Regions from separate parts of the Mus musculus genome. Here region 2 is linked to region 1. The links are chromatin loops, found by intact Hi-C in ENCODE. Cell type or tissue: left cerebral cortex. All regions are shown on one strand. Each heading gives the region's core, and the rest is flanking DNA. Links, peaks and the distances in the headings are about the cores only.

The links. Peaks named below come from ENCODE experiments on the same cell type or tissue, not always from the same donor. Only the 100,000 strongest peaks of a DNase experiment are listed, where the experiment ranks them.
Region 2: it touches region 1 in a loop (14-fold over the local background); 18 of 42 quality-filtered maps call a loop at or near these places.

What each region holds. Positions count from the first base shown.
Region 1 is chr3:107,459,751-107,471,925 of GRCm38, forward strand. It overlaps Slc6a17 (solute carrier family 6 (neurotransmitter transporter), member 17), which reads right to left. Exons shown (of 12, transcript NM_001293689.1): 12 at 7,798-11,799. The coding sequence ends at 11,431. It also overlaps a transcript of Kcnc4 not described here. Among named protein-coding and RNA genes, the nearest start is that of Kcnc4, 6.9 kb to the left of the region's middle. In left cerebral cortex, for the core only: CTCF peaks have their summits at 2,601 (motif pointing left) and 7,045 (motif pointing left); DNase peaks (open chromatin) are centred at 2,603, 7,013, 8,259, 8,606 and 3 more places; H3K27ac peaks cover 1,688 bases.
Region 2 is chr3:107,267,392-107,279,566 of GRCm38, forward strand. Lamtor5 (late endosomal/lysosomal adaptor, MAPK and MTOR activator 5) reads left to right here and starts at 11,467. Exons shown (of 4, transcript NM_026774.2): 1 at 11,467-11,722. The coding sequence starts at 11,526. In left cerebral cortex, for the core only: CTCF peaks have their summits at 6,654 (motif pointing left) and 8,812; a DNase peak (open chromatin) is centred at 6,624.

The DNA of each region.
Region 1 (12,175 bases), core at 2,565-10,564:
ACGGGGCGTCCTGCGCGGCGCAGAGCCTGGAGGGCGGGGCTGCTCTGAAGAGCCAGGCACCGGGTGCTGGCGGAGTGTCCCGGGCGGTGGCCGAATGGCCAAGGACACCTGCAGGCTTCCTGGGCCGCGCCAAGAGGGAGCCTCAGCGCAGCGCCCCGGCGCCGGGTTCCTGAGATCTGGCGCCGCCGGGAGCCGCGCCATCTGCGCGTCTGCCCATCTCCGGGCGGGGCGCCGGCCTTGGCTCCCTGCTAGGGGCGGGCGCGAGGTGGTCTAGGGAAGGGAGCGCCTGGGCGCCAGAGGAATGGGGCTCAAAGGGCTCTGCGACTCCCTCCCGCGATGACAGAGGATGCGACGCTCCAAGTGGCGCCTTTTCCTCTCGGCCTCGCCTGACCAGGGCGCACCCTCCGCGGGGCGGGGTGGGCGCGGCGCTGCGAGGCGCAAGGCCGACCTGGGGCGTTGCGGAGCTCGGGCAGCAGAGCTCAGCCTTCATCCGCGCATCCCAGCCCAGCGGAGGCGCGTAACCCGCTAGCAGCCAGTGCCCAGCGTCGCGCGCCGCCCCTGCGCGCCTCCGCTTCCATCCCCTCTCGGCCCCACTCCCCGCCTCTCCGTAGCCCTCAGCTCCACCCACTGCAGCCCTTGGTGACACCTGAGCGCTCCCGACCCCTGACCTCTAACCTCTCTCTCTTCCTGTCTGTTTCTCTGCACCTCCTCACGCAGAGTCTAACCTGTGTATCCCTTACAGCTAAGCTGGTTGTATTGTTGCAGTTTCACTGTTTCATTGTGGCTGACTGGAAGCCAGGGTGGAATAGAATGGCAAGACTACATCAAGGAAGAGCCTCCTTCTCTCCTCCTCCAGAAACCTGGTCAGACCACCATGGCCCCATCCTGCGTCTTGGATGCTCTCGATCTTGATATTTATGATCTCTGACATATTCACCACAGCCTCCACCTTGGAGCCAGGACAGCACGGCCTTGGGCAGAGAAATGTTTCTGGGCTAGGTGGAGAGAAGTCCTAAACCTGCTGCTCTCAGTAGAGAAATGGTTTATGAGTGTGTCCTTGTGTCCCTTAAGATCATCAGGTTGAAGGCCTGGCTCCCTGTTGCAATGAAGGGAACTTAGGAGGTGCCATACTCTGCCTCATGCTGTCTTACTGTCCTATTACTGTCCCAGTCCTTGCACTTGACTTCTCTCCCAGACTCCGGGTTCCTCTAGGCTGCACTGTGTTTTTTCATCTTGATAACACCCACAGTGCCCGCCTCTGAGGACCCATTTGCTAAGTAATTGAGAAGCTGCCGTATCCAAAACATGAAGCATTAGACTTTGTTGGCCATCTCCCAAAAGCAATTTCCAGATTCATTAGTTTTAGGGCTTTTTTTTTTTTTTTTTTTTTTTTTTGCCTAGAACCACACCTACATTCCCTCTCCATCTCCTCCTCCTCTCTCTGCTTCAGTTACTCTGGGTGATACAGGGAGGATTTTTAAACAGAAGTGCAAGGTGATTGACACATCATACCTGATACTACATGTGTGTACCATCTGTTTTCTGGAAGGGGCAGCACTATTCATACTGGGCAAACAAAATGACAATAAACTATCCACCAGCTGGGGCTTTTCTGTTTTGAGAGAGGCTAAAGGTCCAACGTAAATGCAAGGGATGTCTATAAACAAAGGTCTTATCATTATTGAGGCTTTTAAAAAACCCCAAACCAATCAACCAAACAAACAGACCAAATGATCATCTGTGGTGACATGTGCTAGCATGCAGGAGAGGACCGGACCTTTCCACCATCTTGACTGGAGTTAGAAGCACTCATCTGTGGGCAGCCTCTTTGGGTACCTGCTTACTCTTACATCATGTCTGGATCCCAGAGAAGATCGAGGACTGCCTAGGACTGGATGGAGGAAGGAAGCACTACCAAGAGGATACTGACGTCCTGACTGTAATGATGACATTAAAGTCCTCTCAGGATTGTGTCCTGGCCAAAAAAAAAAAAAAAAAAAAAAAAAAGTCTCCCTTCACTTTCCACTCTTCAGCCTGAGAAAACAGACAAATGGCTAGCACTGGTAGGAGAGAGGAAGGAAACAGGCCACGGTATCCCAAATTTCATTTGTTTCTTCATTGAGCATCCATTGGACACTGATCACACATCTGTCAGTAAAATAGTCCTCGTCTCCAGCCCCAGGAAGCCTCTGTCCAGGCTGTGCATCATCCTGCAGTCCTGGTGATGGGGATGAGCGTCTGGGGAACACGGAGGAGGAACCTTGCCAGGATAAAAAAAAAGGAAGCCACGAAAGAAGAGAGGTAGAGGAGAAAGCCAGTGTGTAGCTAGGGGGTCCCAGGAAGAGCTCAGGAAAAACCTGTTAAAGGTACTCTTAAGAGGAGGGCTCCTGGCCAGCTCCCACTGACTATTTATTCTAAAGGTCTTGACTAAACCTGCTTCATGGGTCTTTCCCAGATTCCCTGGAAGCATACGTATGCTAAGGTTGGCATTCCAACCTTTACTGTCCTCAGCTCTGTGTGTGAGGTAAGGCTAATTTCTTCCAAAATCTATAGGCTTAGAAGAGGCGAGCCCCCTGCCCTACTGTGTGGGAGGGTGCTGCCCCCTAGTGGTGCTGGGACAACCCAGTTAAGGAACTCGATCCTTACTGTTGGTTCCTAACAGCAGCTGGTCCAGGATTTCCTGTTGATTCCAAGACTTCAGGCCTTAGCCCCACCTAGCATTCCCAGGATACTACCTGCTTTGTTGTCCATTCCTCAAGATCCTGATAGTTACAAGCCTAAGCAAGCGTGCCCCGGTCCCTGCCAAAAATGTTTGTTCCCCAAGCTTCTCCTCATCCCCATCTTCGTATTTTCTCTACTTTTCTTCCCTAAGATTTTTTTTGCTATAGTCAAGAGCATCTAGAGCCAGTTAATACTATGGAATCATATGCAGTAAATTTCCCAGCTAGAATTAAGAGGGTAGCCAAAGGATAAGGATAGAAGGCTAAGCTTAAACCTAGAGTGATGCTGATGCAAATTCTTGGGCTCCTGTGTCCTTTGTAGGGCACTTGAAGAAGCCCTTTCCCCATCTCTACAGAAGCCAGAGGGAAATTAAGAGGCTAAAATTAAAGTCTCTCCCCATTGGGGCCAGTATGTGGTCTCCCTCTTTTAAGTGACAGGGGTCATCTGATCACTTCTCCTCTTCTTTGGTATCCTTTTTTTCTAAGGTGCCCCAGGCCAAGGAGCTAGCCTATAGCTATTAGGGCAAAGTTATATCCTTTGGTACTCACATCTCTTAGCATTACAGGTCCTGCCAGGGACCTATCCCCCCCCCCCCTCCTCCTCCTCCTCCTCCTCCTCCTCCTCCTCCAGATGCAGACCAAGGGGCCAGCATCCTTTCCCAGCATGCCCTGTTCCCTCTCAGCCCAACAAATTGAATTGCTTTATCAGAGCTCATCACCAGGCACATATAGTAAGTCTTTGATTCTGTGCAGGATGAGTAGGGTGGGCCAGAGGATACTGGGAGCCTGTTTGCTCAACAGTTCATTGTCTTATTCAGCTCTCACCCCAGGCTCTTAGGCTCCAAATCGAATGGGAGAGCTGTTCTGGGAAGGTTCTAGGAAGAATGTGTGTAAGACAACGGCCCAAAGTACTACCAGCAATATGGAGATCAGCTACACTGGTTCTGACAAGGGTTACAGACAGGATTGGGCTCATTTTAAAATCTCAGAGAACTCTAGAGGCCTTTTGGTGGCCCACCTCCTAAGAGGAAGAGACTGCAAATGCACAGATCACAAGCTCGGGCTGGGTTAGGACTCAGGGCTTCAGAAACGGTGGCTTGGAGTCATAGGCCAGGGAGGGGTTGGGGGCTACTTCTTAGGCATGTCCCTGTCGAGGGTTTCAGACCTATGCAGCAGCAGTGAACCTGAGAGAAGGAGCTACAGCTGGGTTTGGACCAAGAACAGAGAAAACATGGAGGCCCATGTGCTCTCCACATGTAGGAGTGTGTTCATAAGAATCACAGACGCAGAGCCAGTGGAAGGGTCCCCTAGAGGTCTTTCTACTCAAAGCTGTTGGGCAGTGGGAGGCAGCTGGGGCTGGGGAGTGTACACACACACACACACACACACACAGAGAGAGAGAGAGAGAGAGAGAGAGACAGAGACAGAGACAGAGACAGAGACAGAGACAGAGACAGAGACAGAGAGAAGGGCCCAGCTGGCATGACTCCTTGGCACTCCACATTTCTCCATCTAGAAAAGTACATATTCCTCCTACCTGGGCTAAGGTCCAACAAAGCAGGCTCATTCCAGTAGAGTAGTTAATTAGTCCTGATGGGTTTGATCCCCTCCCGCAGTATCCTGGAGAAAGGGGAGCAGCTGTCTGGAGAAGCAACTCAAATCTGAGATCTTGTTGGATAATCATGAAGCCCAAGAATCTGTCTCTTCTTAGGTTAGCTCTGGACACACTATGCTGCCAACTATGATGCTGGGAGCCCGAGGGTAGACCCTTTACCAAGTCTTTCTGTTTTGCAGCTGGCACTTTGCCTACATGGAGTAATCTTATTCATAATATGTTGTTGTTAAATAACTTGAATCTCCTACCCATCTTCCAGGTTCCTTCCATCTGGATCACTGGAAGGTGGACACACCAAGACTCATTGTGATTGCTTGGACAAGACAAGGAGCCTTGCCTGAACCAAGCCTTTATGAAGGTTCCCAGGGTTTAGCACAATTCTAGGCACCCCTAATACCTGCTTCCTGCTCCAGGCAAGGAATTGATGAAAGAAAGTTAGAAGTGAGAGAAGGCTGGGGTCCTTTCTGTCAGAGCCTTGTAATGTGGTGGAGAGTACACTGGATCGGAAGTCAGGAAACCAGGCTGTGGCCACAGTTCGCCCTCTAGTTGTTCGAGAAAGCCTTACTTACCCCTTGTCTGTTTCCTCAATTGTTAAAAGGTCAAATCATCCCTTGAATTCACTTCATGGTTATTTTTACTGTGAAATAATAAAGTGCTCCTACATGTAACTTTACCAGTAATTTTTCTTCATTCACTATTTTATGGGCCAGGAGGTTAGGAAGGGTCCAGCTGAGCAGTACTTAGAACTCATGCAATTACAGTGGTACTGAGAGACATGAGGTTCCTTTGAGATGAACGTTCAGTGTGGCACATTCACACGGCTGGTGGTTGACATGGGCTAAGGGCTCAGCTGCAGCTGTCAGCGGGAGCACCCGCAAGTGCGCACCCTCTAGCACCGTCAGTGTCTCAGGTAAGTGTGGTACCCCCCAAAGTGGCTAACTGTCCCCAGAACCATTATCCAGAGAACAACACCCTTGTTGATGTAGCTCTGCAAGTCCATAGCATTGCCTCCTCCATTTTCTGTTGGCTAGAAGAGGAATCTGGTTGCCCAGGCTCAAGAGGAAAGGCAGAGAATATTCCTGATGGGAGAAGGGTTAAAGAATGGGGGAACCTCTGAAAATTCACCAGCAAACAAGCCATAACATTTTGGGAGTTTATAGAATTCTCTTGCCCATGCTAGGGCTGGATGAGGCTGTGTCTGATTATGATTAAGAAGGAAACAAGACAGGGACAGGATTGGTGAGTGCCTGCTTCCCTGGACAGGGCACCTTGTCTTTCCGCCTTCCTTGGCTTCTTCCAGGGTTAGGTTGGGACTGTCTTTTAACAATGGTACCAGGGTGCTGGCTCATTGCATGGGTGAAGTGGGGCCAGGGTTGGTAGAGAGAAGAGAGTAATAATCAGCATATATTCTATCCCCCTCTGGAAAACTGCTATGCGACGGTCCACCCGGCACCTCGGGAGTTCATTTATTCCTCCCAGCGCCTCAAGGAAAAGGTTTTATTGTCACACAGGTTCAGAGGGTTAAGTGGCCTGCCCAAGGTTGGTGACAGACTCATGATTGAAACAACCTCAAACAGCCTGCCCCTGGGGCCAGAAGGAAGTGGAAGAAGCTGTCTCTCCTGTCCTCTGGCATGCCCTTGTCATCTTCTTCCCTACTTACTGCCTCCATTCGGGACCCAAATCTAGCTGCTCCCCTCCTCATCAGAACAGATTAGCTCTGTGTCTCAGTTCCATGTTTCAGAGCTAATATCCTCTCAGGAAAAGCCTCCAAAAAGATGCCAAAGATGGACGATGGGCATATCTAGTGCCCCAGAATAGGTTTATTGTATGGGGACCCTCCCATCTACAGCGAGGCCTGTGGGCCTCTGAACAGATGCTATGATCCACAGACTGGTGGAGGTGATCTATTCCCAAGGCCAGGCCTTAAGAAGTGGGCACTGCCAGCTTCCACATTTCTGCTCTTGAAGTGGTCTCCCCATCAGATAAGGATTTGGTCGCTCTGACCAACAGGCTCAGCTGATCTCTACTCCTACGTGTTTTCACCCAAAAACTAAATATCTATATAAATGTGAGAAAGGCTCCCTTGGGACGTCCAGACCAGCTCTTCTACCCACGGGACATCACTTTCATTTCCACCCATCTGCTGCCCTAATTCATACTGGAATTCCTCATTCATAAAGTCATGAGGTAGGAAATGTTGGTTGTTTTAAAATTTGGACTGACATGGAACACTGCAAGAGATAACTGTTTCAGGATGTATTGTTGCCTTTGAACTATCCTCTCTCTTTCCTTCTCTCTTGCAAATTAGAAGCTGTGTCTCTTAGGAAAGGCAAGACCCAGCTGACACTGAACTTAGACGTGGCTTTGAGGACTCTGGCTTCAGAGTGCCACTGAAGTGAAGCCCTTAATGCCTTGTGTCTCTGTGTCTATGCATCCCTCCTGGAAGGATGGCTGCCATTTCAACCAGAATTACCAAAAGACTGAGTGACTGTGTGGGGAGTGACTTGTCCAGCACTGGGCCAGTCCCTTGTTTGAGAACTAAGTAGGAGATTTGATGTGACAAGAGAGGTGCTTGGCCAAACTCGGGCCAGTGAGTTCTGATTTGCCTGTTTGAGGACTATGGCTAACATGGAGAGACAGTTTAAGAGTGTTGCCAGGCTAAACCGTGAACTGAAAGGGATTCCTGCCACCTGGTGGCTGCTCGTGGAATGAGGGGTGGCAGGGAGAGGAAATGGAAGGTTCCTTTGGAGGACCCCTTCTGAATGAAACTGAGATCACAAGGCACTGAGCGCGGCTGGGATGGGGAAAGATGAGAGTAGTAGTATTCTTCTGAAGATTATACTCCGAGCTGAGGCAGGAAGAGGGGGTTCTCTGCCACCAGCCTCTTCCATTCTTTATGACCCTACATTCAGTGGGTGCCTATTTAACAAAAACTTGGGCTATCACATCTTATACTTCATCTTTATCTTCCACTGGAGATTTCAAAAGATATTATCTGAAGTTGAGGGGTAATTCTCTGAGAACTTAGAACATGGCTTGCTGTGAACTAGCTCACTTCCCTAAGGATTAGGTCAGTCCCCTGCCTTTCTTGTGTTTCCCCTCAGTCCTCCTTACATAGTGAACATATATAGTTTTCTCTGAAGCTGGGCAGGATAAGAATTGCCCTGAAAAGCCCTGGAGAGGACACCAAACGCCATCCTCATATCAGACGGCGCCCCACTTTCCTTACCTGGAATAACGTAGATTCAAGCACTTCCCTCAGAGAAAAATCTCAGGGGTACAGAGTTGCTGAGGCACAGTAAGGGCAAGCATGGGACCCACAAGTATCCGGGGACATGCCCAGAAAACTGGCTGCATCTCTACCTTCAAATTTCTCAGCCAGCACCCACGAGAATCCCATTTCACCCCATCCCAAAGCCTCCCTCAGCTCCCCTCCTGTAAGTGAAGAAAGGCAAGAGAGGGTGCTAAGAACAGACACTTTATTGTACAGCAGGGTGGGGGAGATGAAGTGGGGGCCCTGGGGTGACAATGCCTCATGCCCTCTCCTGGGCCAAGTGATCCTGACTCAGAGCACTGGCCACTCCAGGACACATGAACTTAAACTGTTCTGAACGTGTGTCAGGACCGGAAGTGACTGCCTGGTATGTGTTTAGGTCTGTACAAAGCAGGACTTCTCATGAGAAATGACCCGGGGCCCTCCTCCCCTAGCTCCCCATAGTTCAGACCTAAGAAGAGGGACTCAGAGGTGTACAGAGTCAGGTGTATTACAGCCTGCGTGATCTCACTTCTCTTTTCACAGTGGGCATACTCTAGTTGAGGGAAGGGTAATGTAGTGGTAAGGAAGGGAAGAAGAGCAGTCCCTGCCTGGGAATACTGCAGATCTGCACGGGGATTGGCTCATAGCCTCAGGGCTCACACACGAGCACGGCCTCTGGAGGACGTCTCCTGGCACTTAAAAAGCAGCAGCCAGCTCCTGACGATGTATTGCTTGATGGCAGAAGCCAACCCTATCTATAATTCCTCTGCACCTCACGTCTCCCCCACCACCCAACCTAGGCCTCAGGCTCCTCGCTGTCCCCATGAAGAGGGCTGAGGGCTCCCTGAGCAAGAAGCTGGTGACTGGAGCTGAGAGCTGTCAGAACAGGAACTCTTAGGTGTACCTCTGCACTGCCCCAACTCGAATGACTCAGCCCCGGAAACCCCTTGTCTCCTGGTAGGCACCGTATGAGCAGCGCCAACCAGCACTAGGGACCCTGCGCCAAGACTTGGAGACCCAGCCCTCACTTCCAGCTCTTCCACGGAAGCTGAGGCTGGTCTTCAGTGGTCAGGTGAGCCCACCTCATCTCTCCGGAGGAGCCAGCGGAGGTCTGAGAAGCGGCTGTTGCTTTCTGAGTACTCCAGACTTTTTCAAGGACAAGGGCAGGACCGAAGGGCAGAGAGATGCCTTCCTCCTAAGAAGCCCGGTACTGTCTGCCTAAGACATCGTGACTCCAGTGTGAACAACAGAAGGTTGACTGGAAAATAAATCTGAGGGCTTTCCACCCCCACCCAAGGCCCTCCTTCCCACCAAAGGTGAAATGACAATGAGTCACCTGAAGGAAACACGTGCCTTTCCCCACAGCTGGTGCTTCTTAGAGGTGCCTGTCCTGAGGTCTCACCCATAGAGCTGAGAGGAAGACACGGGGTCTTCAGAAGGTGATGAACACTGGGTGGGTGGGGGTGTCACAGATCAGCACCTTATGCACTCACACCTACGAATGTAACACACACACACACACACAGACACACACACACATACACACAACCATAGAGCTCTGGGTCCTATGTCCAACTCACAGAAGCAAAGATGTAGCCAGGACAGATTCTGGCTTACAGCAAAAGGCTACAACACACACTACAGAGCCCACAAGGCATAAGCAAACAGCCCTAGCTCAGCTCCACCCAGCCCCCCGCCCCCACCCCCCATCCCCCACTCACTGCAGGCTCACAGGCTGGGGCCTGGCCCAGCCACGCTACAAAATTAAAAATATATCAAATATACAATGAAAATAGATCTGTACGGCACTGAGGATGAAAATAGTCCACCAGCCACAGTATAATATTGGGTTTGTCATTTCACAGCATCTACACCCACATGTACAGATTGAATGTACAATAGAAATAGCATGTGGAGAGGAGGAGAGAGAGTGGAGTCTCTGCTAGGGCCTGGCTTTCCTGTTTTCTAATTCTGCTCAGGACTAGGCACGGGGCCAGCTAGGGGGTGTTGTCAGGTGAGGGGGCCGATGGTGGGACCCCAAAGCTCATTTCCCTCTCACCTTAAATACTATGACAGGTGGGACCAAGAAGGCTAGAAGTGAGAGAAGGTGTGTGGAACTGAGGAATAAGAGATGGCAGGCTGAGGGTGGGGGACCTCTCAGGCTAGGGAGGGAGGTATCCAGGAGGCTTTAGGAGCAAGTGGTGGACATCTGGGCCTAGGCTGTCGTCCCTCTCAGGACTGAGGGAAATTTAGGCCACAACAATGACCCAGGAACCTCTGTCAGGTGCCCAGGTCTGTTCCTGCTGACCAGAACTTTCAAAGATAGAAACAGTGTGTGTGTGTGTGTGTGTGTGTGTGTGTGTGTGTGTGTGTGTGTGTGTGCATGGATGTTGTATGTAAGACCACCACCCCTGGCTCCAGGTTGGAAGGAGAAGATTGAGAAATGACTAAACCCTAGCTAAGGTGACCCCATCCATGCACCCATCCATCTGTCCATCCCAACCGGCCAACCATATAAGTCCATACACCCATCTCTCTAAGGTGATACTGCAGAGAGATACTCTGAGTCTCAGGTCAGCTTCCGAATCCTCACAGGCCGCTCTGAGGCAGCCTTCCTCCCAGAGGAGCCTTGAAAGGTGGTCAGGGACAGTGCCATAGATTGTATCTCCCTTGGAGCCTAAGACCAGAGGCTTTCCGCTGCCCAGAACTGCCTGTGCCACTCCCCTGAACAGGCTGGGGGAAGTTAGGGAAAGGTTCCCAAGGTGTCTCCGCATGATGTGCACACCAGCGGCTGTGCTTGTACAACAAGGAGAGTGAGTGGCAGCCAGAGAGGGCAGTGAGTTTACCTGTCTTTCCTTAGAAACAAGGGCTCCTGGTGACACACCTCTGACCTCCAGGAACCCTCAATCCAGGGGAGAAGCTGCCACTAAGGAGAAGATGGGGCTCCAGGTGAGGTGCGCTTGTTTCTCTTGTGCTCCAAACCATCTAGATTGTGCTGGGAGCCTGCAAATTGTGCTCTGGAAACCTCACCCATTATGCACTGTGCCCTCTTCTTTCTGGGACAGAGGCAAAGACCACCACCCGTGGCTCCAGGTTGGATAGAGGAGATTGAGAAATGGCTAAGCCCTAGTTAAAGTGACCCCATCACTGTGCTCTCCGGCAGGACCTGTAAATAGGGACATTTAAAGGCTCCACGAGCTGGCTGTGGATTCATTTCATTCGATGGCAGCATTCATGCTTAAGCCTGAGAGGTCTCCACCTTTCTCAAAAGACAGAATTGAAGAGACTCCATATACCTTCTGGCAAAGCAAAGCCTGAGACCTGATACACGCATCCCTAACCCTATCTTAGCTCAGGAGGAGCCTGGCAGGGCTGGACAGGACGATGAGTCTTTTGGCAGGCTGGGCTAACGCCTACATCCTGCACCCTCAGCCCTAAAGCCCCTGTCCACCACCACCCACCGTGACCAGCAGCACAAATGGACCCTCCCTGAGACCCAAGAACTACAAGTGATAGGTTTTACAGGGAGAGGGGGAGGTGACTCCTAAAGTGTCCACTTGAAGTCCCCCCATACTGGGATTTTGTGGTTACATGACTGCAACTTGGCAAGAGTTCTCAAAAAAGTTACACGGGTTGGGGGCCTGGAATAGGGACTGAATTGTCCCCAGTCCCCTGCTCATAGGTAGGGAGTCTGCTGGGACTTGGGTGGGGAACAAGGCAGGACAGATCCTCTCTCCTTGGACTGGCCTGGGTCTGGTGGCCACCATGGAGGAAGAGACCAGGCCCAGACAAGTGGGCAGGTTGGGTATTGAGGGGAGGCAGGCAGGGTGGAGCTGTGGTCACAGCTCTGACTCAGGGGTGCTGGCCAAGAGGTAGCCGCTTCCATAGCGTCCGTTGGGATTGTTGCTGTTATCCAAGGGTGATGTGCTGCCAGGCCCCAGATAGGAGCGGTGGGTGGGCATGGGGGAGGGCGCCTCACTGGGCACCTTGCTGAGGATGAAGCGCGTCTCATCGTTCTCCTCCAGATTGGAGATGTCCTTCATCATGCGGCCCTTCTTGTAGGACACAGAGAGGGTGTTGGACCCGTCGGAGAGCAAGTGGAAGTGCCGCAGGATGAACACCACAGGGATGGGCAGGGTGGCCACGGCAATGAGGGTGATCAGCAGTGCCATGGCCCAGTTGGGGAAGTACAAGTAGCGCTCAGCAGCCTAAAGGATAACAGCAGAAGGAGGCTGCAGGACACCAGACTGTGCGGGTCCCAAGCCTACAGGCCAATCTTGTCCCACCCTTGCCCCTGGCTCCCCCACCACCACCACCAAGTAGCAGTACTGATGGTGTCTCCAGGGAGTGCTACTTGAGTGTAGTACAGTGGCTTGGTCCCAGGGACAGCTGTTTGAATATCAGCTTGGTTAAAGGGGCCTCAGTTTCTACATCTGTAGAAAGGGTGGGTAATTCCACTCCACAGACACAAAAAACAGACTATGCCTTAGAAGAACTAGAAAGCATGCTGATTTTGCTGAGCCTCAGTTTCCCCATTTATACTATAGCGATAGTGCCACTGCTTAGGAACACAAGGCACACCCA
Region 2 (12,175 bases), core at 2,823-10,822, 190 kb before region 1:
GATCTAAGTGTGGCAATCTGTAGCATTAAATATTGTAGTAAGAGTGTCTGCCTTGCTGGGCATGGTGGCACCCACCTGAAATCCCAACACTTGGCAGGCAGAAGTAGGAGGATTGTTAAAAGTCTGAGTTCAACCAGGTCAGCTAGGGCTACATGAATAAGCTATCTCAAACATAAAATAAAAGAAAGAACATTTGTGGCCTTCTCTGTTGTTGACCATTGTGGTAGCTGCCTTGTTTCCCTGTTTCCTAAAAACTTAGAGACTAGTCTAAGAATGTACTAATACTTTGTATGAGTTAGGAGCATACTATATACTATATACTATATACTATATACTATATACTATATACTATATACTATATACTATATACTATATACTATATACTATATACTATATACTATATACTATATACTATATACTATATACTATATACTATATACTATTATCTATATCTCAGAGAATTGTAGGTAAGGAAGCTAGGAAGGGCTAATTTGGGCTCACAGTTCGAAGGTACAGTCTGCCATAGAGAAGCCCCAACAGCAGGCACACGAAGCAGTTGCTCACACATCTTCAGTCCAGATAGAGATAGATGAACGCTGCTGCACAGCCCTTCCCCGTTTTTATTCAGTCTGAGACCTTAGCTCATGAAATAGTGGACCCCTCCTGTCTCAGTTAAATCTGTCCCTCCATGGTCAGGCCCAGAAGTTCATCTTCTAGGTTGACTTTAAATCTCATCACGTTGCCAGTGAAGATTAGCTATCACAGAGAATAGACAAGACACTTCGGTCCAGAAAAGGTCTTGAGCCAAGATATCTCTTCTTTTTTATTCCTCCTTCTTATCCCTCCCATATCCCATATCCCTCCCAGATATGTCCTTGAGAAACAGAGGTCCTGCCCATCACACCTTAGCATCTGGTACCTGGAAACAGCAGAAAGGGACCAGGCTCTGGACAGGAACAGACACAGAGCCTGTTATTCACACCACTTCTGCAACGGTTGCTTACTCAACACTCAGTGTAGTATTTGTTTTCATTTTCTAGCTTGTGTGTGCACGCATGTGCATGTGTGTGCATGTGTGTACGCACACGTAAAGGTCGTTCACAACCTTGGTGTTGTCCCTCAGGAGCTGTGCATCCTGTTTTCTGACACAAGATCACTCAGCAAGCAAGCTAGGCTGGCTGGGCTTTGAGCCCTAGAGGCCTGCTTGTCTCTGCCTCCCTAGCACTGCGATTACAAGTGCTGTGATTGCAGCACCACTCCTGGCTTTATGGAGTTTCTGAGGGCTGAACTCAGGTGCTCCTGCTAAGCTCTTTAGTGAATGAGCCATCTCCCAGGCCATGTCTAACATGTTTACTATGTGGAACACAAGCTCCCTGGGGAAAAGAATCTCACCTGCTTTCCTGTAACCCAGCACAGTACTTGGCAAACTTGGGGCAAAAAAAAAAAAGATCCATAAAGAAATTAAATCTGCAGTGAGGCCACAGCATGAAGCTGGCTCTTGTTGCTGGACACACCACTCAAAATGACCAGCTCTGTTGAACTTTTTGTTGAACTGGCTTTCCCCAGCAGAGACGGGAGTACTCTCTCTCTCTCTCTCTCCTTTGCCTGCTGTGTCATGCTGCCCAATAAAGTTGTTCCCTAAGTAGTGGACAGACTATGGACATCCAACCTGAGTTCTTCCCTTATCAACTCAAAAATCCCTTTGGAGGTGGCCCTTAAAGCTGTCTTAGCCACTGTTCTATTGCTGTGAAGAGACACCACGACCAAGGCAACTCCTATAAAGGAAAGCATTTAATTGGGAACTTGATTACAGCGGTAGAGGGCTAACTCATGCTCGTCATGGAAGAAAGCAGATAGGCAAGCAGATTGGCATGGTACTGGAGCAGTGGGTGAGCTTAACATCCTGATCCACTGAGCCTAGCATGAGCTTTTGAAACCTCAGAGCCCACCCCGCCCAAGTGACACACTACACCCGACAAGGTGACCACTAAAATATGAGCCTAAGGAGGCCATTCTCATTGAAACAACCACGTTTCCTGGCCAGAATCATGTAAATGACCTGGTCTGTATCCAGGGCTTGAATGTTTCAAAAGAAAAAGGAACGGAAAGAAGAATGTCTCCTTCGACACCTCCTCTGCAACTGAAGCTCAAGTTTACCTACACAGAACCTCAGCTCAAAGACTCTGGGAGCATTCTGCTTTGCTGGCAAGAGCGGCAGCAGTGGGCATAGCATGGGTTATGTCCTGGCTGCAGAGGTGTTTCCAGTGCTGTGGGCAGATGTGAACAGTGTCGTGCCTGTGGCGAAGGTGTGTTCTTCACATGTAGTTTGGGTTGTGAGTAGGCATTCAGGCTGCGCTCCTTAGCACACTTCCAATATTGTCTAGGCTGATAGCGTTGTTGTAGCAATCCTAAGATGAAGCCTACACAGCCCTCCTTAACTGCTTGCAACCTAGCCTGATTCAGTTTGCCTCTGCTACATTTCTTAAGATCCTAACAACAAAAACAGCGTTGATGCACTCTGAATTTGTGAAGTGCCTTCTGTGTGTATTCTCTCCTGGAATTCTAGGACAGCAAGAGGTTTTGCAGGACTTTTTTTTTCTTTTTGCATCAAGAGTTTTGCAGGACTTGCCCAAGGTCTCACAAGAGGATAATGAGATGCTGTGATCACAAATAACCCCTTGACACAAAATGTGGATTGCAGCGTAGACTGGCAGTCAGGAAGAAAACACACTCTGCTACCTGTTAGAGTGGGCAGAGATGAGGAGGTCATCTGTCTCTACAGCAGCGGTCCTCACCCTTCCGAAGGCTGCGACCCTTTAATGCAGTTCCTGTGTATTAAAATTATTTTCACTGCTACTGTCATTTTGCTGTTGTTATGAATTGTAATGGAAATATTTTGGAGGTAGAAGTTTGCCAAAGGGGCAAACACAGATCGGGAACGATTGCTCTCCACCACCCTTTCCCCTGAGGTAAGAATCAGTAGTTCTTTACTGAGGGTGTAGGTGGTGAAATAAAGACATGAGGATGTTTCCCTGACAACAAGGACTCTGCTAGGGCAATGGCAGGGCTGGGTGGCAATGGGATCCAGTGTAACCCCACAGATAGGGTCTCTGGAACCCACCTTGGGCTCACAAGAGTCATGTCATTGGGTAGAGTGACACATAGCCAAGGCAAAGATAAGCCTGCTTTAGCTAAGGGCCTCACTGCACAGGCCTGCCCTGGAAATACATTTAATACAGGTAATTTCTTTTCCATTTATTTTCAAGAATTCATTTCACTTAGCCAATTCTAAATCAATAAATCTTAACATTAAGTCTGATTTGATGCGTGATGCAGACAGTCTAATTAAGGCCAGGGTATTTTATCAGCTCCTCTAAGCTGTCTTTTCTCTGTTCTGTAATTTTTTTTTAGGCTGGTGTTGATCATCTTTTTATTCATAAGGGCTTCATTCCCATTTGTCATGGTTGCATTAACTGGGCATCTAATAAAGGCTTGGATATAGAAGTCTGTATCTCATTTATCCTTGGGAGCAAAATTAATAAAGCAAAGGAAAAATTGCTTCCTGTTCCAAAATGTTTTTAGCCCACCTTGACTCATCGAAAATATATTTCACTGTGTCTTCTAGACTCAGGACTCAGCTCAGCTTTGGGACACAGTGACTAACTTTATCCTTCACTTACTGACAGCCCCATCCCTATGTCCTTGCCTACTCCATGGCTGGAGAAGCTTGGATAAGAGTGGCCATCAGCTTATCTTCCCACCCATTTGCTCACTACATGTTTCTTTAGGACCTTCTAAGGCTGAGGCTCTGATATAAAATAGGTTCAAAGAGGTGAAGGTGTGGCTCATTGGTAAAACCTTGAAAGCATGAACACCTGAATTCAACCCCCAGATGTGTATAAAAATGCCGGGCAAGGTAGTATACGCTTGCAATGAGCAACAGAGACAGAGAGATTCCTGGGATTGCTGGCCAGGTAGTCTAGCCTCTTTGGTTAATTATAAGACAATGAGAGATGCTGTCTCAAAGTATGTAGGCAGTTCCTGAGCATGATAGTACACACACACACACACACCCACACACACACACACACACACACACACTCACACACCAACACATAAGACATAAGTACATGGCACATATGTCTATAAAAGCTTTAAAGGAAGATCCAAAGCCCAAGTTAAATAGGTTGGCCAAGGTCCAATGGAAGAAAACTATCTTAGCCACAGAACAATACTGGGAGCAAGCTGGAAAGCTCATCTGTTCTCTTTTTGCCTCTGGGAGGGTAATCGTTCCAACTAGTACTTCTGTTAACAAAGAGTCACCAAGTATCTATGATCCTGCTTGACTTGTGGGCTTTCTGGATTCATGAAGGCCCTCATTCCCCAGGGATACCATTATAATGAATCACCAATTGAGTGGTTTACCCTCAAGTCTGGAGAATAGAAGCCCCAAATCAAAGTTTTGGCAGAATAGTTTCCTTCTGAGGACTGTGAGGAAGAAATATGTTCGAGGCTTCTCTCCTTGGCCTATAGACAGATGTTTGCAGCTGGAGCCTGCCTTTCCCCTGTGCATGTCTTGTTATATAAGGATGTCAATTACATAAGGTTAATGCCCACACTAATGTCTTCTTCATTTTAACTTGATTGCCATCTATAAAGGCCCTGTCTGCAAACATGCCCACAATCTAAGGCACTTGATTTTGGATCCTCACATGCGAATATGGGGGGAGATTAACATTTAACTTAAAACAGTGACTCCCTCTGAAGCAGATTTAACTACAGTTCAATAGCATCTGGCAGCATGCTAGAGATGCTTGGAATATCGAATTCCATGTCAAAAAGAGGTTTATGTTGTAAAGTAGACACCTCTCCTCTCTGGACCTCATATGTCATATCGAGAGTAAGAGGTGTGCACTGGGTCTCCACCACCTCTGCACCTGAATTCCAGGACCGTGTTCTAGGCAGAGTCGGGCAGTATACAGGGGAGAGTAACAATTAGACTCCACCACTTTCAAGCAGGACGATCTGGCCAAAGTTTTGTTTAGGTATAGACAAGATTATCTGTGTAGCCCTGGCTGGCTTGGAACTCTCTGTGTAGAACTGACTAGCTTGTCAAACTTGTGGCCTCTGCCTCCAGTGTTCTGGAACTACAGTTGTATGAGACTGTACCCAGCGTTGTTTTCTGAGCTTTGCATTTTTAACTGTAACCAAAAGATAGTAATATTAGCTACTACAAAAAGGGGGGGGAGGGGAATGTGGTGATTAAGGGTGTGTCCCTGGTCACATAGTTATCAGCTCCTACACACTAACCGCTAATGCCACTAATACTATGAACAAGAGCCAAGTTTATACCTGGTCTCAAGTCTCAGTGCTGTCCACCTCTGACCTCCGATCCCTGACACCCACTAGAGCCCACCCACCTCTGACCCCTGACCCCTGGCACCCACTAGAGACCACCCACCTCTGGCCCCCAACCCCTGGCACCCACTAGAGCCCGCCCACCTCTGACCCCCGACCCCTGGCACCCACTAGAGCCCGCCCACCTCTGACCCCCGACCCCTGGCACCCACTAGAGCCCTATGCTGCAGCTTAGAATGAGATGCTTGAGCTGCCAAAACTTTGGCATTCCCCGTGACACACCTTCCCTGTCTCCACCTTACCTACCTCCTGCCCGCTCTACTTGACTTTTGACTTTTTCTTCTTAGAGTCAGGGCTAGAGCTTCAGGTGATTTTTTTTCTCATTGTACTTTATAATTTTACATAGAATATGTAGAAAATCTAATAATAACATCAATATAACTATGGCATTTGGCACAGCTTTATAGGGAAGCTATGTAGATTCAGCTTCTCCTGTGGATATGAGACTGATATCTGCAGCAATCTCTTGGATATGAGACTGATATCTGCAGCAATCTCTTGGATATGAGACTGATATCTGCAGCAATCTCTTGGATATGAGACTGATATCTGCAGCAATCTCTTGGATATGAGACTGATGGCTGCAGCAATCTCTTGGATATGAGACTGATATCTGCAGCAATCTCTTGGATATGAGACAGATGGCTGCAGCAATCTCTTGGATATGAGACTGATATCTGCAGCAATCTCTTGGATATGAGACTGATGGCTGCAGCAATCTCTTGGATATGAGACTGATATCTGCAGCAATCTCTTGGATATGAGACTGATGGCTGCAGCAATCTCTTGGATATGAGACTGATGGCTGCAGCAATCTCTTGGCACTGTGATTTTCTCCTGTGCATCATCTGGATTATAATCAACCTAAGGAGACAAACAGATTTTCTTATTCAAATTGACTTTCATAACACACCAACCTCTCTTACACAAGGTAACCCATGCTATCCTCCCCACACCTGGATGAACCAGAATACAGTACCCCTATATCAAAGGCTCCCCAGACACTCAGAGATCCCATGGGAGGCTGGTGCCCTGGCTACCAGGATTCAAATGTATGCCTCTGACTCCAAGGACACCCGCATTTGATATTTAACACTCTCCACTCTCTAATAACTCAGCAGGCTTATACATCCTCCTTCCAGCCCTCACCCCCTACAAGTGAACACACACACACACACTCCTTAGGCCCTTCATTTTGCAGTTTTCTGTGGCCTTGGTGCCCCCTAGTGGCTCATTAGGGTTCATTGCACTGAAGGCTTGTGACTAAGCACTCGAGTTGTCCAGAGGCCAGTGTTGGTAGCCCTGGGATAACACATCTCTCAGTGCCCAGAGCTGGACCCACCATTAAAGATACCCCCCATCTTCTTTTTATTTTTTATTATTTTTGACAGGGTCTTTTTGTGTAGCTCGGGCCGTCTTCAAACTTACTAGGTAGTCCAGGTAGGCTCACATTCATAGAAAACCTGAGTGCTGGGATTACAGTGGTACACCACTATAGCCCACCAATACTGTACCTAAGTGAGTCTATCAGAGTCTATGCAGGAGTCAAGGCAAAGGAAACAGCACCAAGACAGCATGTAATATCTGGAGTTCTGGCCCGGTACCTCCTTCCACTCCTTAGTGGGATATGTGGACTTTCACATTCTCTGTTGCGCCTACCCGCAACTCTCCTTTCTCAGAGCTTGTTTGCAGGAAGGGGAGAAACAAAAGAAACTGAAGTTAAAGACTTCATAGTCTTTATATAAATCTCGCTCCACAAAGGATGCCATCTAAACTCTCCTCTAGAAAGGAGATCATGGGGGTGGGGGAAATAGGTTTAAAGGAAGGGCTAGAGGTATGTGATAGAAATAGGAGACTTAAGAAGAGACATTGGACTAGTGAGGGTAGAAGAGTATTGAGAGCAGGAGCAAAAAAATGGGGAGACAAGTTGGGAAGGAAGATCAAGCAAAGCAAAGTATTGTGACAATACCACAAGGAACCCCAATGCCCTTCGTTCAAACAGAGATGTTAATAAACAGTGTCCCCAGGAAGTGCGTAGCCTGCTGTGTTTTATAAAAAGATAGAGAGGGGAGGAATATGTTTGGTGGAGGTGTAGTCAGGTGTGGAGGAAGGGGGGTTCCTCTGCTGGCCCATGCTGAGGTATCCTTTCCCCCTGAGCCGCACAGCCACACAACAGACAGTATAGTATAGAACAGTTTATTCAGGGCATGGGGAGGGGAGTTGAGAGGTAGTAGAGACAAAGAAAAGCAGAGAGACAGAGTAGAAGAGAAGAGGCTAGAGCCATGACATGTGGTGGTGGTGGGGTGGATGGGGAGAGAGGGAGAAGGGGCAAGAGGACAGAGTGAGAGCAGGGAGGCAAGAGAACAAGAGGGAGGAGGGGGCAAGTAACCCCTTTTATAGTGAGTCAGGCATACCTGGCCATTGCCAGGTAACTGTGGGGCGGAGCTTAGACAAAATGCTAACACAGCCAGCTGTTTCTCCGTGGGCCTCACATGGGGAGATGGAGAAGGCATTCTATCCATTTCTGCTAAGTAAACACAGAAAAACTCCAACCCATCGAGTCCAATGCTCTGATATGGGTGCTTGGGATTTCCCGCCATCATTCCAGAACCAGCTCCCAGCATTCAAAACTGGAGGAGTCATCAAGGACCCTGAATGCTAAAGAAAGCAGAAAGCGTTGCAAAGCTGACATCCCCCAGAAGCACCACCCTAGTTCCCAGCACTTGGCTGCTTACATAGCTTTCCTTCCCCTCAACCCAGCTGTGCAGGACCAAAGGAAGCGAGACAGAGAGACAACAGCCTATCCCCGTCACTTCCCACACATCAAATCCTCCCTCTTCCTGATTTCTTCTCTTCCCCTGAAAGGCCTAGCTTAGACCTTAAGAAGCTGTAGGCATTCTGAAAATCTTTTAATCATTTTTCTGGCTTTGAGATTATTTGATATACCCTGGAGACCTATTTGACAATACAGGAGCCAATGTTCACTCAAGGGACTGAGTACTTGAAATGTGGTCGGTCTGAACTGCAATGTGACAAAGTGCAACTAGACTTCATATTTTAAGGACTTAAGATGGGAGAAAAATAATGTATTTTTTAAAAGTAATTATATATTGAAATAACTTCTTAGATACACAAAATCATGTTAAAATTAATTTCTTCTGTTTTCCTTATGTGGCTCCCAGGTTATTTAAAACTACAAAGGGGGTTCACATTATATCTGTTTGAATAGTAATGTGGAGGTTCAGAAAGGCAGAACTGGGCTAAGGGTAAAGCTCAGGCATAGAGTACTTACCTAGCCTGAGTAAAGTCCTAGGTAAGCCAGATGCTTGGCGCTTAACAGAACAAGACAGAATGGTCAAACCAAGCGGTCTCAATTCAGTAACATTTTTACCACTTGAGACCACAGGGAGGCAGAGCTGATACTGTTCCCTTAGGCATAGTGTTAGCTTTCTCTTAAGACAACTGGGGCAAACTTTACTTTGAATAGTATCTAATAGGTTTTTAAACACCTAGCCCAGCCTCCCAAGTACTGGGATCATCAGCATGCTCTCTGCTACGCAGCTCTAACGCTATCTTTTAAGGGTATCTCTAGAGTGCTGTTCTAAAATCTGAATAGCCCACATTGTGTTACCTGATAACTCAGGTAATTTCTCCAAAGCCCAAATTACACCCCATAAACTGGAATCCCAAGAAAGTTAGAATTCTAGAGCCAGGAGCTGGGGAGATGTCTTAGTCAGCATTCTTACCTTGCAAGCATGAAGACATGGGCTTGGTTTCCAGATCCCATGGATAACTGCCTGGGGCATGGTGGCACACATGTAATCCCAACATTGAAAAGGCTGAGATGGGTTGGGACAGGGAGATCCCTGGGGAAGCTGGCCAGTCAGGCTAGCCTAATCAAGCCCCAAACTATCGATAGACCCTGTCTCAAACAAAAGAGTTTAATGGCACCTGAGGAACAAGACAAGGCTGACCTCTGACCCCCAACTGCACATGCACATACGTGCATGAATATCTGCAAACACACTGAATCCAAGTATACACATGCATCAAGACACACATGAACATACATACAAACACACAATTCTGGAAGCATAGCCAAATATGGGGCTCATATTAGAGCATTAGAAGGCTGAGGCAGGAGAATCACATGTTAGAGATAACCCTGCACTGTAAAGTTAAAAAGTAATAATAATTCTGCGAGCTTCATTTTAACAATATGGTGAATGGTGAGCGGGTGGCTAAGCCTTGGCCTCTTCTATTATGGGCACCAGATCAAAAAACAGACTGAGTAAATGCCAGAGATCAGATTGCTAGAGGAAGCTAAGTGCAAGGCACGCTACACAGGAAGGGGTAGAGATGAGCCATGGACACACCCTTGTTTTCATAAACCCTTCTTCATGTAAATAATATATATACATATATATATTTTTCTTGAAAATGACCATAACTTTTGACCAAACAATTCTATTTCTAGTAATTAACCATGAAGAAAAAATTTAAATGCACAATATTGGGCTAAAGAATATTCAACCAGCACAGAACCTGGTACCACCAGGACAGAGGGTAGGGAGGGGACACAAGAGCAACTTAATTGGTCACTAATGAACAGTAAGTTCACTTTAGGTGTAGCTATGATAACAAAGTTGGTGTGTTTTGCAACTATTACAAACAAAGTAAATAAAAACTTACTGTCCTGAAAAGGTATTTATAATAAATTCTGTGAAGAATCCCTGCTACATAATTCAGAATTGTATATATAGTATGTATATTGATTTTGCTTTTAAAAAACATTTCTCTACAGAGTGAGTTCCAGGACAGCCAGGGCTACACAGAGAAACCCTGTCTCGAAAAACAAAAAAAAAAAAAAAACAAAAAACAAAAAACAAAAAAAATTCAAATAATACATTTGCAAAGATAGCCATATGGAAAAGATAGTCTCCAAAATATCCTTATCAAACTATCATCTCTTCACAGTAGGACTATGAGTGGTTAGTTTATTCTAAAGTTTTTAAACCCAGGCATGTTGGTGTAATCCCAGCACTTGGGAAGTAAAAGCAGAGAGATCAATACTTCAAGGCCAGCCTCGGACACACTGCAAATTTGAGGGCAATGAGGGGTATATGAGATACTGTCTCTAAAACAGAAAAGGGAATAAAAATTTTAAAGCTCAGTTATTTTAAAGTAATAATACACGGTCTTCACTAACACCTAAAACTTAAACCTAATTTCTTCCCCCTAAAACTTCCCATGACCTAGCTATTAGAAGTATCAATGCAAATTAAATATGGCACATGGCAGTAAATCACAGGACAAAGGTGGGAGAATTCGAGGCCAACCTACGAGAACAAAGAAGGTACCAATGTTAAGATTCTGACACTTTCCCAGCACGCAGTTTGGGGTTTCAACGTGTGCCATCTCTTCCTTTAGTCCCGTGTGTGCACCCCTCCCCATCGGCCCTGTGTGATAGGTTACTTCTCCTCCGATGTTGGTGAAATGAATCAATTTAAACCAGAGTAGATGATGTTAAAGGCAGGTTTATTGGGAAGCTGCCAGCCGGTGGGTGAGTTCACTGGCCCCAAGGACCAAGGCCAGCGAAGTTTCCTGGGAAAGGAAGGAAGAAAGAGAGAAGGGGGAATGTGTGCAGAGAGAGAAAAGGAGAAGGAGACCAAAATGTCTGGATTCTATAGAAAGGAGCCCTATAGAAAGGGAAGGGCAGCCCAGCCCCTGGGCTGGAAAGTTCAGGGTTGGGGGCAAGGTATGCCAGGTGGGAACTGAGGGATGCAGAACCTGGAGGCCAGTTCTGCTTTGATAGGTAAAGTATACACCTCAGCCTCTTGACCTAGGGTCAGAAACTGAGCACTGTCTTCTTAGCGATTGGCCTATTGCATAGATGAGACCATGCCAGACCTGCTGGTTACTTTAAAATTTAAACCAGGTCTACGTCTGGTTAGGACTGGAAATTGCTTGAACCAAATCCAAAGGTTAAAAATCACTAAGTCCAAGTGCTAGGTCAGGAAAAGGCCCTGAGGCCCGACTACAGATTGCTTTGAAGGCCCAGCACCCCCAATCGAAAGCCAGCCATCACTGGTCCTGTGGTAGTAGCTATGCCTTTTCGTAAAGAGCGCGGACGCGGCGCCGCGCTGAATTTCGTCCCTCTGGAGACGCCGTCCAGGCGCCCGCCTCGGTCAAGTCACGTGATCGAGGTTTGCGGTGAAGGAGGAAGTGTTTTGCTGCGGGGTCCTGGCCTGGGGCGGACAGCCTGCGGGATGGAGGCGACTTTGGAGCAGCATTTGGAGGACACGTGAGTAGTGCGTGCGGCCGGTCCTGGGCTCCGGACAGGGGAGCTGGAATGGGACAGCGGCATGGACCGCGAGTGTCTGCGGAAGCGTTTGGGGCACTCGGGGCGGCGAGCGGGTGACTTCTGCCTACGGCCGGGCCGCTCGTTACTGGGTAGTAAAGTTTCGTTAGGCGTGTTCGCAGAATCGAGTAGCTCTTGAGAAGTTTGGGAAACGGATTAAGTTTGGGGAAGGATGCCCCGGGTGTGCTAAATCGAGCCCCCGCAGTGCCAAAGCACTTTCACGCACATCTTCCCGCGTTTGTGGCCCGTCAGTTGCTCAGCGCTTGTGAAGTAAATATATCCGTAAAGTTTTTCAGCTATCTCTGTAAAATTTAAAATTGGGAGGTGTAAAGTGGCTTACAAGAAGACACCTCCTCCTTGAGCTTCTTAATCCCCTCCAGGAGCAATTCCCGTTAC